Regions from separate parts of the Homo sapiens genome. Here region 2 is linked to region 1. The links are chromatin contacts, found by POLR2A ChIA-PET in ENCODE. All regions are on one chromosome and are shown on one strand. Each heading gives the region's core, a stretch centred on a gene start or an enhancer-like site at or near the end of the contact. The rest is flanking DNA. Distances are from core to core; before and after follow the strand shown. Region 1 has its middle 11 kb from the start of BICRA-AS2. Region 2 holds the start of CRX (cone-rod homeobox).

Region 1 (6,245 bases), core at 2,695-5,194:
GCCCACACTGGAGTGCAGTGGTGTGATCTCGGCTCACTGCAAGCTCCACCTCCCGGGTTCACACCATTCTCCTGCCTCAGCCTCCCAAGTAGCTGGGACTACAGGCGCCTGCCACCACGCCCGGCTAATTTTGTTTTATATTTTTAGTAGAGACGGGGTTTCACTGTGTTAGCAAGTATGGTCTCGATCTCCTGACCTCGTGATCCGCCCACCTCAGCCTCCCAAAGTGCTGGGATTACAGGAGTGAGACACCGTGCCCAGCCACGCCCAGCTATTTTTTTTTTTTTTTTTTTTGTATTTTTAGTAGAGACGGGATTTTGCCATGTTGTCCAGGCTGATCTCGAACTCCTGATCTCAAGTGATCCACCTGTCTCAGCATCCCAAAGTGCTGGGATTATAGGTGTGAGCCACCGTGCCTGGTCTGTATTATTTTTTATTTTTATTTATTTAATTATTATTATTTGTTTTTGAGATGAAGTTTCACTCTTGTTACCCAGGCTGGAGTGCAATGGTGTGATCTTGGCTCACCACAACCTTCGCCTCCCAGGTTCAAGCAGTTCTCCTGCCTCAGCCTCCCAAGTAGCTGGGATTACAGGGATGCACTACCACGATCGGCTAATTTTGTATTTTTAGTAGAGATGGGGTTTCATCATGTGGGTCAGGGTGGTATCCAACTCCTGACTTCAGGTGATCCACCCACCTCGGCCTCCCAAAGTGCTGGGATTACAGGTGTGAGCCATCACACCCAGCCTTATTTCCCACGCCGAGACAGAGTCTTGCTCTGTCGCCCAGGCTAGAGTGCAGTGGCAACATCTCGACTCACTGCAAACTCCGCCTCCCGGGTTCAAGCAATTCTCCTGCCTCAGCCTCCCGAGGAGCTGGGATTGCAGGCATGTGCTACCAGGCCCAGCTAATTTTTGTGTTTTTAGTAGAGACGGGGTTTCACCATGTTGGCCAGGCTGGTCTCGAACTCCTGACCCCGTGATCTGCCTGCCTCTGCCATCCAAAGTGCTGGGATAACAGGCGTGAGCTACTGAGCCCAATCAATTTTTAAAAATCATATATACTCAACACCTTTGCTTTTAAAAAACCCTTAAGCATTTTTTAAAATACAATTTTGTTTTATTTCAGATGGAGTCTTGCTGTTGTCGGCCTGGGCTGGAGTGCAATGGCGCGATCTCAGCTCACTGCAACCTCTGCCTCCTGGGTTCCAGCAATTCTCCTGCCTCACCCTCCCGAGTAGCTGAGATTACAGGCGCCTGCCACCACACCCGGCTAATTTTTGCATTTTTAGTAGAGACAGGGTTTCACCATGTTGGCCAGGCTGGTCTTGAACTCCTGACCTCAGGCGATCCACTCACCTTGGCCTCCCAAAGGGCTGGGATTCCAACTATGAGCCACCGAGCCCGGCCTATTTTTTCCTCTTTTGATCGTGATGATTCTAGTGGGTGTGAGGTTGTATCTCATTGTGGTTTTGACTTCCATTTCCCTAATACTGATGACTGAGCATCCTTTCCTGTGTTTCTTGGCCATTTCCTCACCACCTTCTGCAAGCTGACCTCAGCCCTCACCACCTCACTGAACCATCATTTCCACCTTCACCAGTCCAGTGGTTTATCTTAATTTCCCTTCTTTTCTCTCTCAGCAACTTTGGACACTTCCTCCCTCGCCAGCCATTCTTGGTCTTCGTCTTCCTTTTCTGGAGAGAAATGTAAGAACTTAGGCCAGTTAGTTAACTTCTCTGTGCCTCGGTTCTTCATCTGTGAAATGAAGATGACAACAGCTCCTACTTCAAGGTTGCTGTGAAGATTCCATCAGCTAATGTATGTAAAGGGCTCAGAAGTGTTGGGAGGCCTTGGCCAGGCGCGGTGGCTCACGCCTGTAATTCCAGCACTTTGGGAGGCCGAGGCGGGTGGATCACGAGGTCAGGAGTTCAAGACCAGCCTGGCCAAGATGGTGAAACCCTGTCTCTACTAAAAATACAAAAAATTAGCCGGGTGTGGCAGCGGGCGCCTGTAATCCCAGCTACTCGGGAGGCTGAGGCAGAGAATTGCTTGAACCTGGGAGGTGCAGGTTGCAGTGATCGAAGATCGTGCCACTGCACTCCAGCCTTGGCAACAGACCAAGACTCCGTCTCAAAAAAAAAGAAGTGTTGGAAGGCCCAGGCAGGCGCATCATTGGAGCCCAGGAGTTTGAGTCCAGTCTGGGCAACATGGTGAAACCCTGTCTCTACAAAAAATACAAAAATTAGTCAGGTGTGGTGGTGTGTGCCTTTATTCCCAGCTAGCCAGGAGGCTGAGGTAGGAGGATTGCTTGAGGCCAAGGGGTTGAGGCTGCAGTGAACTATGATTGCCTGTAGTCCCAGCTACTCGGGAGACTGAGGCAGGAGAATTGATGGAACCTGGGAGGTGGAGGTTGCAGTGAGCTGAGATCGCGCCACTGCACTCCAGCCTGGGTGACAGACGGAGACTCTGTCTCAAAAAAATAAATAAATAGGCCAGGCGTGGTGGCTCACGCCTGTAATGCCAGCACTTTAGGAGGCTGAGTTGGGGAGATCACAAGGTCAGAAGATCGAGACCATCCTGGCCAACATGGTGAAACCCTGTCTCTACCGAAAATACAAAAATTAGGTGGGTGTGGTGGCTCATGCCTGTAGTCCCAGCTACTCTGGAAGCTGAGGCAGGAGAATTGCTTGAACCCAGGAGGCGGAGGTTGCAGTGAGCCAAGGTTGCGTCACTGCACTCCAGCATGGCGACAGTGAGACTCTGTCTCAAAATAATAAAAATAAATAAATAAATATAATTTTAGGAAAAGTCACCAGAAATTCAAAACAAAAACAAACTCCGTTGCAGAAATCGGATGTGAAAATTGTTCACTTTCATTCAGAATCTGCGGGTCGGCCAGGCGCAGTGGCTCATGCCTGTAATCCCAGCACTTTGGGAGGCTAAGGCAGGCGGATCATGAGGTCAGGAGATAGAGACCATCCTGGCTAGCACAGTGAAACCCCGTCTCTACTAAAAACACAAAAAATTAGCCAGGTGTGGTGATGGGCGCCTGTAGTCCCAGCTACTCCGGAGGCTGAGGCAGGAGAATGGCGTGAACCCGGGAGGCAGAGCTTGCAGTGAGCCGAGATCGTGCCACTGCACTCCAGCCTGGGCCACAGAGTGAGACTCTGTCTCAAAAAAAAAAAAAAAAAAAAAAAAATCTGCGGGCTGAAGCCAGGTGCGGTGGCTCATGCCTGTAATCCCAGCACTTTGGGAGGCTGAGGTGGGTGGATAACAAGTTCAAGAGATCAAGACCATCCTGGCCAACATGGTGAAACCCCGTCTCTACTAAAAATACAAAAATTAGCTGGGTGTGGTGGCACACACCTGTACTCCCAGCTACTTGGGAGGCTGAGGCAGGAGAATAACTTGAAACCAGGAGGCAGAGGTTGCAGTGAGCTGAGATCACACCACGGCACTCCAGCCTGGCGACAGAGCAAGACTCTGTCTCAAAAAAAAAAAAAAAAAAAAAAAAGAATAAACAGAATCTGCTTAAGATTCTTATATCTTTAGCTTTTAAAACAATACATCTAAAGACAGAAAACGTTTACATGGCACAGTGTAATGTGGTGATTAAGAGTATGAATTTTGGAGCAGGTGCAGTGGCTCACATCTGTAATCCCAGCACTTTGGGAGGCCAAGGCAGGAGGATCTCTTGAGCCCATGTGTTCGAGACCAGCCTGGGAAACAGGACAAGACCTCATCTCTACAGAAAAATAAAAATAGATTAGCCAAGCATGGTGGTGGCACCTGTGGTCCCAGCCACTGTGGAGGCTGAGGTTGGAGGATCACTTGGACCCAGGAAGTCAAGTGGTGAACACGTTGTTGCACTCCAGTCAGCGAGATCCCTGCTAGAAAAAAAAAAGTATAAATTTTGGAACAGGGCTGCAAATCCCTGTGCCCCCTGACTCTGACAATTTTGCAACTTCTCTATGACTCAGTTTCCGTATCAGCAGGAGGTGATATTAGCATATCCTACCTGCTAGGATTGTTGGAGGCATTCAATGAGAGCATCCAAGTACAGAAAGAAGCTCGGTTAAGCATTACTTATAACTACATTGTAAATCCCCCTCTAGCCATGGGTGACTTTTATAGCCATCTGAACAATGTTTCACAAACCCTGTAGTAAAAAGGGGATGATCCGCCTGTCTCGGCCCCGCAAAGTGCAGGATTACAGGTGTGAGCCACCGCACTCAGCCGAGATCTGTTAACAGACTCCAAATCTCGACTTAGTCTCATTGCTGCAAGCGGTCTACTCATTCTCTCCTCCAGATCTTCGGGAACAGAGTAATAATAAAAATCAAAACCCAGCCAGCTCTTCCTCTGTCAGTGGTGTTGACCAGCAGAGACCGCTTCCCTTCTTAAAGGGGCCTTTCCTAGTTTCGACTTTCTCTTCTCTTTCCTAAGATGGCCTGGTGCGTTTCTCCTGTCACCCTCCCCCAAGCATAGCCAAGGAAGCGGCCCCTCCCACATAGTTGGAATGTTAAATATCTCAGTGATGACTACAAGGCTTAAAGCAACAAATAAATAAAGCCACTCTTGAGTCAGAATATTTTATTTGGTGGTGCATGAGTAACAATACCCGATAAATGAAGACACATTCTTAGCGTGTTCTCTATCCCCCAAACGCTGCGGGGTGCAGGGGCTGCGGGGGCTGCAGGTGGGAGGTCCACAGCCTCTAGGGCAGGAGCTCTAGGGCAAGAGCAGGAGCAAAGGGACATGTGGATGAAAACGGGAAATTCTCAGAATTTGTGTATTTATTGGATTTTTTGTGTGTATTTCTTTGAATGTTTTTGTGTATTTGATTTTTTTGTGTGTGCACGTATTTGAATATTTTGTGTGTATTTTTTTGAATAGGTGACACTAGGCTCAAACTTTACAAAGGTAGAAAAAGACCTAACATCCACCCACCCCTGTTTCCCCACGGAAAACTGCTGTGACCAGTTTGCTTTTTTTTTTTTTTTCCCTAGACAAAGTCTCGCTCTGTCACCCAGGCTGGAGTGCAGTAGCGGCTCACCGCAACCTCCGCCTCCCAGGATCAAGCGATTCTCCTTGCTCAGCCTCCCGAGTAGCTGGGATTACAGGCGCGCGCCACCATGCCCGGCTAATTTTTTGTATTTTTAGTAGAAATGGGGTTTTGCCATGTTGGCCAGTCTGGTCTCGAACTCCTGACCTCATGTGATCCGCCCGCCTCGGCCTCCCAAAGACCTGGGATTACAGGCGTGAGCCACCGCGCCCTGCCGCAGTTCGCTTCTGCTTTTCAAGATATTCTGTGTATTTAACAAGCAAAAGCTTGTATTTTTTCATCTCCACCTTTTACATTTTTATACCTTTTTTTTTCTCCTCTCCTACCTTGTCAGGCTACATAGCTCATACCGTGTCAGTTCAAGTATCCCTTCCTCGTTTTACGGTGACTCCGCATCCCATTGCGGGCCGCACCACTGCTTATCTGAGTCCCCCATCGATGGACAACTAGGTTGTTTCTGGTCTTTTTTTTTTTTTCCCACAAATTTTTACGAGAACAACAACAAAAAAAACAATGCTACTCAACCTCACCCCTTGGTTAGTGTTTGTCAAAAAACGGACAGGCAGAAGCCCCAACCTGCGCCCCCCAACGCCCGACTCTCCGCATCCGCCGAGGGTACCCCAGCTCCAGGGATCGCGGTGCTCAGGGACCGCGCGTCCAGGACTGGCCCTGCCTCCCAGAAGCTGTCAGGCGGCGGCCGTGGCCCGCTGTAGCCCCGCCCCGTGGCCCGCCCGCAGTAGGCCCGATTCAAATCTGGCCAATGATAGTGTGTAAACAAACCCAGGCCCCGCCTCCCGACGAATAATCCCCCGACCGGCGAGAGGCCCATTTAACCCGATGGGGTTTGGGGTTGGGACGGTGATGGAGTCGTGGCTCCGCCCCCAGACCTGGGCCAATAGGCGGCTGGGCTCCGCCCCCGGCACTTGCCGCGCTGAGGACCCGAGGCAGGGCTGGGCGCGCAGTTGCCTGATTTCGTGGCGGCTCGCAGTCTGGGCGCTCCGGGCGCTCGGCGCGGGCGGGCAGGGCCAGGAGCTGGGGCGGCGCACTCCGCGGTCCCAGCCGCATTTGAAGGGAGCGGTCAGAGGGCGGAGATCGCCCCGGCATCAATGCCCTCTCATCCCCCACTTTATTTCCACCGCCTAGCTGCTAAAATCCGGACCCGGAAACGTCTCCAA
Region 2 (6,245 bases), core at 2,798-5,297, 220 kb after region 1:
CTGCCAGCCTCTCTCTGCCGCATCCGTAGGCTCCTCTGTCCAGTGAGGACAAGGAGCTGAGTGGATGCACCCACTACCAGGCATGGGACCTGGTAGAAGCAGGGATTCATGGCACAGTTAGAGCCTGAATGAATTAACTCAGGAACAATATGATCCCTGAAGCATCCAGAGATTCAAACACTAGTGGGCAGCCCCACAGTCTGACCTCACAGTGCTGCAATCACAGACCCTTGGTCCTTTTGGGAAAACATCACACCACTTCTCTGTGCCAGTGTCTCTACCTGGTTCTGCCCCACCATCCATCCATCCATCCATCCATCACCCATCCATCCATCCATCCATCCACCCATCCATCACCCATCCATCCATCCATCCATCCATCCATCCATCACCCATCCATCCATCCATCCACCCATCCATCACCCATCCATCCATCCATCCATCCATCCATCATCCATCCATCCATCCATCCATCCATCATCCATCACCCATCCATCCCTCCATCCATCCATCCATCCATCCATCCCTCCGTCCATCCATCCATCCATTTCTTTCACATTTATTGAACACACACTTACTGCTGTGTGTCTGGGACAGTCCTAGGTACTGGGAATACAGCTGAGAACAAGACAGACAGGGCCCCATCCTCCTGACAAGGGCAGACAAGAAACAAGATGTCAGTAAGAGTTTTGCAAAAGATTAAATAGGATGAATGTGTTAGGGAGCTAAGGGGGTGCAGGTATGAGGAGCACCCCCATCCTGCAGTAGAGCCTGGAGTGAAACTCATCAACAACCTGATCCAAGGATCCTCCAGTATTCCATACATCTTCAGACTGTCCCCAGAATTTAACCCCACTTTTTTTGTTTATTATACTTTAAGTTCTAGGGTACATGTGCACAACGTGCAGGTTTGTTACATATGGATACATGTGCCATGTTGGTTTGCTGCACCCATTAACTCATCATTTACATTAGGTATTTCTCCTAATGCTATTCCTCCCCCTGCCCCCCACCCCACAACAGGCCCCTGTGTGTGATGTTCCCCACCCTGTGTCCAAGTGTTCTCATTGTTCAATTCTCACCTATGAGCGAGAGCATGCGGTGTTTGGTTTTCTGTCCTTGTGATAGTTTGCTCAGAATGATGGTTTCCAGCTTCATCCATGTCCCTGCATAGGACATGAACTCATCCTTTTTTATGGCTGCATAGTATTCCATGGTGTATATGTGCCACATTTTCTTAATCCTTAACCCCACTTTTTCCAGCTGCAATCATGTGCATTACAATAAGTCTCAAAGTCAGGTAGCGTAAGTTCTCCAACTCGTTTTATTTTTCCAAGACTGCTTTGATTATTCTAGATCATTTATATTCCATAGCAACTTCAGAATCAGTTTGACAATCAATTTCTACAGAAAAATCCTGATGAGATTCTGATTGGGATTGCAGTAAATCTAAAGATTAGTTTGAGAAGAATTGACCTCTTAATAACATTGAGTCTTCTAAACCATGAACATGGTATAGTTCACTATTGACTTGAGTCTCCTTTAATTTCTTCCAGCAGTGCTTTATATTGTTTCAGTAGGATAATGATCTGATAGAAGAGATGACAGGACTTATGGATGGATTGGATGTAAGTGGTGAGGAGAAAGGGGTTAGGGGCCAGGCTGAGTGCCCAGATTTCTGCCTGAGCCACTGGGTGGAGATGAGAAGGAAAGCAAGTTGCCTCAGAAGACCTAGCTCAGAGAAGAAGTGCTTGGATTTGATTTCAGCTTACTTGATCCCAGGGCCATGTGCAGGACCAGCTGAAACCCACCTCTCTGTACCCCCACCCCTGGAAGGACTCTGGATCCAGGAGCCAACCAGTACCCAGATTCCCCAGGGCAGGTGATTTAAGAGTTGCTGACACCTTCTCTGTCCCGCTGGAAGTTATTTTCTCCTCCCTCTCCCTGTACAGCTGACCTTCCTTCCCTGCTGCAGGGCCAGGGGGTCTGTTCCAGGACTGGATTCTCCCATCAGGAGCCTCTGGACTGGTCGCCGAGGGTCAGACGGCCCCTCCCTCTCTTGCTGTCATCCCTGGCTCTTCAAGCTAATGAGACCTGTCCTGATTCCTCAGCCAGGCCTGTAGCCTTAATCTCTCCTAGCAGGGGGTTTGGGGGAGGGAGGAGGAGAAAGAAAGGGCCCCTTATGGCTGAGACACAATGACCCAGCCACAAGGAGGGATTACCGGGCGTGTGTGTGTGTGTGTGTGTGTGTGCTTGCGTGCGTGTTTGGGTGCACGGGGAAGTGAAACAGACCCGTGTGGGACCCAGGAGCTCAGGGACATATTAATATCTAGAGAGACAGACGAGAGGAGAGAGACACAAAGAGGGCCAGAGACCAGGAAAATCAGAAATACAGAGCAACAGAGGTACCAAGACAGGGAGAAGGACAGAAATGAAAGGAAATCCTCCCAGCTACTCGGGAGGCTGAGGCAGGAGAATTGCTTGAACCGGGGAGGTGGAGGTTGCAGTGAGCCGAGATGGTGCCACTGCACTCCAGCCTGGGTGACAGAGCAAGACTCTGTCTCCAAACAAAAACAAAACAAAACAGAAATGAAGGGCAATCCAGGGAGAGGGGAAGCAAGAATCAGAGAGAGAGAGAGAGAGAGAGAGAGACAGGGAAAAAGAGAAGGAGGAACAGAGATTGGAGCTGCAGAGGATAAGCGAGGACAGAGGGACAGAGATGAGGCTGGAGTTACAGGGACAGGTGGACAGGCAGAAAGACAGCAAAGGGAGGGACAGACAGACAGGAACAGAAGGACATGGAGGCTGAGGGAGAGGGGAGAAAGAGCAAGATAGACAGGGAGACACAGAGAAAAAGAATAAGAGAGACCAAGGGGATAATGCAGGTTTATCAACAGAGACAGGGACGGAGAGGAGCAGATGGAGAATGAAAGAGTGGTATTCAGGAAAGTAGGCAGAAATGCCACAGCCTAAGGCCCACAGGAAAAGAAACTGAGGTACAGAGAAGCCAGACAAAGACCAATGGTGTGTAGAGAGATGGTGAGTGCTGGGTTTGTTGGCTCACGCCTGCAATCCCAGCACTTTGGGAGGCCGAGGTGGGAGGATTGCTTGAGGCCAGGAGTTTGAAGCCAGCCTGGGCAACATAGAGCGACTCCATCTCTACGAAAATAAAAAAATTAGCTGGGCATCGTGGTATGTGCCTGTAAAGTCTCAGCTACTGGGGAGGCTGAGGAGGGAGGATCCCTTGAGCACAGGAGGTCAAGGCTGCAGTGAGCTGTGATCATGCCACTGCACTCCAGCCTGGGCGACAGAGTGAGACCCTGTCTCAACCAAAAAAAAAAAAAAGGAAAAAAAAAAGAAAAAAATCCCAAACCCCAAACTCCACCAAAAACAGAAAAACAAAACACCCTTTCTAATAAGTCTGCCTATTTTCAGTGCTGGAAGCAGCCCCTGCCACCTCCGCCCCCAAAAAGAGGAGAATATCATGTCTGACAACACAGAGACAGAGAGGCCACAGACAAGACTTGACCAAGTCAAAGAGAGAGAAACAGGGGAAACTGAGGCAGAAACCGAGACCAATGAGGCACTACAGAGATAAACTAGCTGTCGGACAGACTGTTGTGGAGAGAAAGGGGGACCCAGGAGAGGGATCCCGAAAGCTCCGTGCCTCTCTTTTTTCAGACGATCTCTCAGGACCATCTGACAGTGCTCTCCTTCCTCTTTGATGCCTCTCTCTTGGGATACTAGCTGAAGCTGGAGAGACACCAGTTAGACCTAAGGAAGGACTTCCCTGAGGAGTAGGGGCTTATGGTCACCGGCAGGAGCTGGGGCCTCCCTTCCCCATCAGCCCTAATTGCCAAGATGTCATGGGGGGAAGAGGAGGGGATTAAGCAGACGGGTGCCCCTCCCCCTCCCAGCCAATGTCACCTCCTGGTGCCCAGTCGAGTCCCCCACCTTGGCCGGGATTACCCTCCGAGTTCCAGGCCATGACAAATGACATCACTCCCGGCCCAGGCTTAAAATCTCCCCATGTGAGGGGATGTGTTTCCTTCAGCCTCTGCTGTCTGGCCGCTCTGTCTAGGTCCTGGGCCACGGGAGAGCCCCGTCCCTCCTTTCTGAAGGTGAGCGTCTGCAGGAGAGGCGGAGGGGACCGAGGAGGGGAGAAAAAAGAGAGGGGAGAAGTTGGGTTTATCTTATTCGTGGCTGTGTTTGCCGTGCTCTGCAGGTGATGTTTGCTGAATAGTCACACACAAAACAGAGGTGCCGTCCTGGCATTTGTGGAAACGGGGCTAGGCTGTGATTGCAGCAGGAGGGAGTAAGGTTAGACAGCAGGGACTGGCTGATGGCACTCGGGGCATTGGGAGGATTCAGGGTGGCTTGTGGGCAAGGGGGTCCCCTCAAGCCCTGACGGCATCCGGGGTTGGGGGCTTCTCACCGTGGTTCTAAGGCAACTCCTCAGCATACCGCTCTGTTGGATGTTCTTTAAAACTCTTAGCACTGCCTGAAATTTTCATTTGCGCGATGATCCACAAATGGCCTGTCTCCCTCCCTTGTTGAGCACTGATTTTTCCCCAGTGCCCAGCGTGTGGTTGGGATTTGCCTAAATATGTGTTGCATAGATGGATGGATGAATGACAGACAAGGGACGGAACAGACATATACGCAGAGAGCCCAGGTCTGTGGCTGCAACAGGAAGAACTCCGGGTGGACTTGGGCCTGCCCGAGAGAGCCAGGAATGTGATGACTGGGGATCACTGTGCTGGTGAATTGATCACTTAGGGCCTCAATGCACCCAGAGGCTCTGGCTTTCAGCCCAGGCTCTACTTCGGGACTGGGGAATCCTCACGCCCCCGCCCTCTTAGCTTCCAGCACAGTCACTCTCTCTGATCTTCTTTCTGCAAAGTTTTTTTTTGTTTGTTTTTGAGATGGAGTCTTGCTCTGTTGCCCAAGCTGGAGTGCAGTGCCACGATCTCCACTCACTGCAACCTCTACCTCCTAGGTCCAAGGAGTCCATCCACCTCAGCCTCTTGAGTAGCTGGAATTACAGGCGCGTGCCCCCATGCCCAGCTATTTTTTGTATTTTTAGTAGAGATGGGGGGTCTCTCCATGTTGTCCAGGCTGGTCTCGAACTCCTGACCTCAAGTGATCAGCCCGCCTGAGCCTCCCAAAGTGCTGGGATTATGGGTATGAGCCTCTGCGCCCAGCCGGTCTCCTGCAAAACTCTTGATTGACACCTTGTTTCCCGTCTGCCCCTGTCAGGAGGGCTGAGGCCTTGTCTGTCTTGCTCTCGGCTGTATTCCCAGTGCTTGGGTCAGTCCTAGACACACAGTGAGTGCTCAGTGAATATGCAGGGAATGAATGAATGAATGAAGGGCAGAAGGGTAGAAGCAGGTAGACAGACTGCCACAGAGAGGAGGTGTGATGCGGTTTTCCCAAAAGGAACGAGCGAGGGCTGTGATTGCCACAGAGTGAGGTCCGACTTCAGGGCTGCCCACTGTGTGTGAATTTCTGGATGCTTCAGGGATCACATTGTTGATCACGGAGTTGATTTGCTCAGGCTCTAACTGTGCCGTGGATCCCAGCTTCCCCCAGGTCTCATGGCCGGCAGTGGGTGCATCCACCCAGCTCCTTGTCCCCGCTGGACAGAGGAGCCAACAGAGGCTGCAGAGAGAGGCTGGAGTGGCTGACAAGGGAGGGCCCTGAATGTGGCTGAGCTGGGAGGGTCTTGCCAAGGGCTGGCATGAAGCCACATGAGTCTGGTTTTTTTTTTTTTTTTTTGAGACGGAGTCTCACTCTGTGGCCCAGGCTGGAGTGCAGTGGCATGACCTCAGCTCAGTGCAACCTCCACCTCCCAGGTTCAAGCGATTCTCCTGCCTCAGCCTCTCAAGTATCTGGGATTACAGGCGTGCACCACCATGCCTGGCTTATTTTTGTATTTTTAGTAGAGATGGGGTTTCACCTTGTTAGCCAGGCTGGTCTCAAACTCCTGACCTCAGGTGATCCACCTGCCTCGGCCTCCCAAAGTGCTGGGATTACAGGCGTGAGCCACCACACCCGGCCGAGTCTGCGTTTAAATCTTGTTCTTTTCTCACTGTGTGGCCTTGGACCCCTCATGTGGGCTCTCTGGGCCTTGGTTGCCTCCTCTGCAAAGTGGGGACAATGATAAGCTGTCACCATGATCCAGCCAGATGAGCCATATTGCAGGCCTGGCCTGCAGTGGGAGCAGGGCAGGAGACCAGCCTCAT

The links. ChIA-PET counts read pairs that join two places held with the same protein, here RNA polymerase II (POLR2A).
Region 2: POLR2A ChIA-PET joins it to region 1 with 11 read pairs in endothelial cell of umbilical vein. The contact joins the promoter of CRX here to the enhancer-like site in region 1. POLR2A ChIA-PET finds 5 or more read pairs at or near these places in 3 of 52 experiments (A673, AG04449 and endothelial cell of umbilical vein).

What each region holds. Positions count from the first base shown.
Region 1 is chr19:47,594,592-47,600,836 of GRCh38, forward strand. No RefSeq gene overlaps it. Among named protein-coding and RNA genes, the nearest start is that of BICRA-AS2, 11 kb to the right of the region's middle. RefSeq lists silencers at 5,796-5,985, 6,136-6,185. Within about 2 kb of position 3,945, at least 27 of the 41 ENCODE cell types and tissues checked have a DNase peak (open chromatin) inside an H3K27ac peak, as active enhancers do; they include A673 and endothelial cell of umbilical vein, where a contact is called at or near this core.
Region 2 is chr19:47,817,890-47,824,134 of GRCh38, forward strand. CRX (cone-rod homeobox) reads left to right here and starts at 4,048. Exons shown (of 4, transcript NM_000554.6): 1 at 4,048-4,121. It also overlaps a transcript of TPRX1 not described here.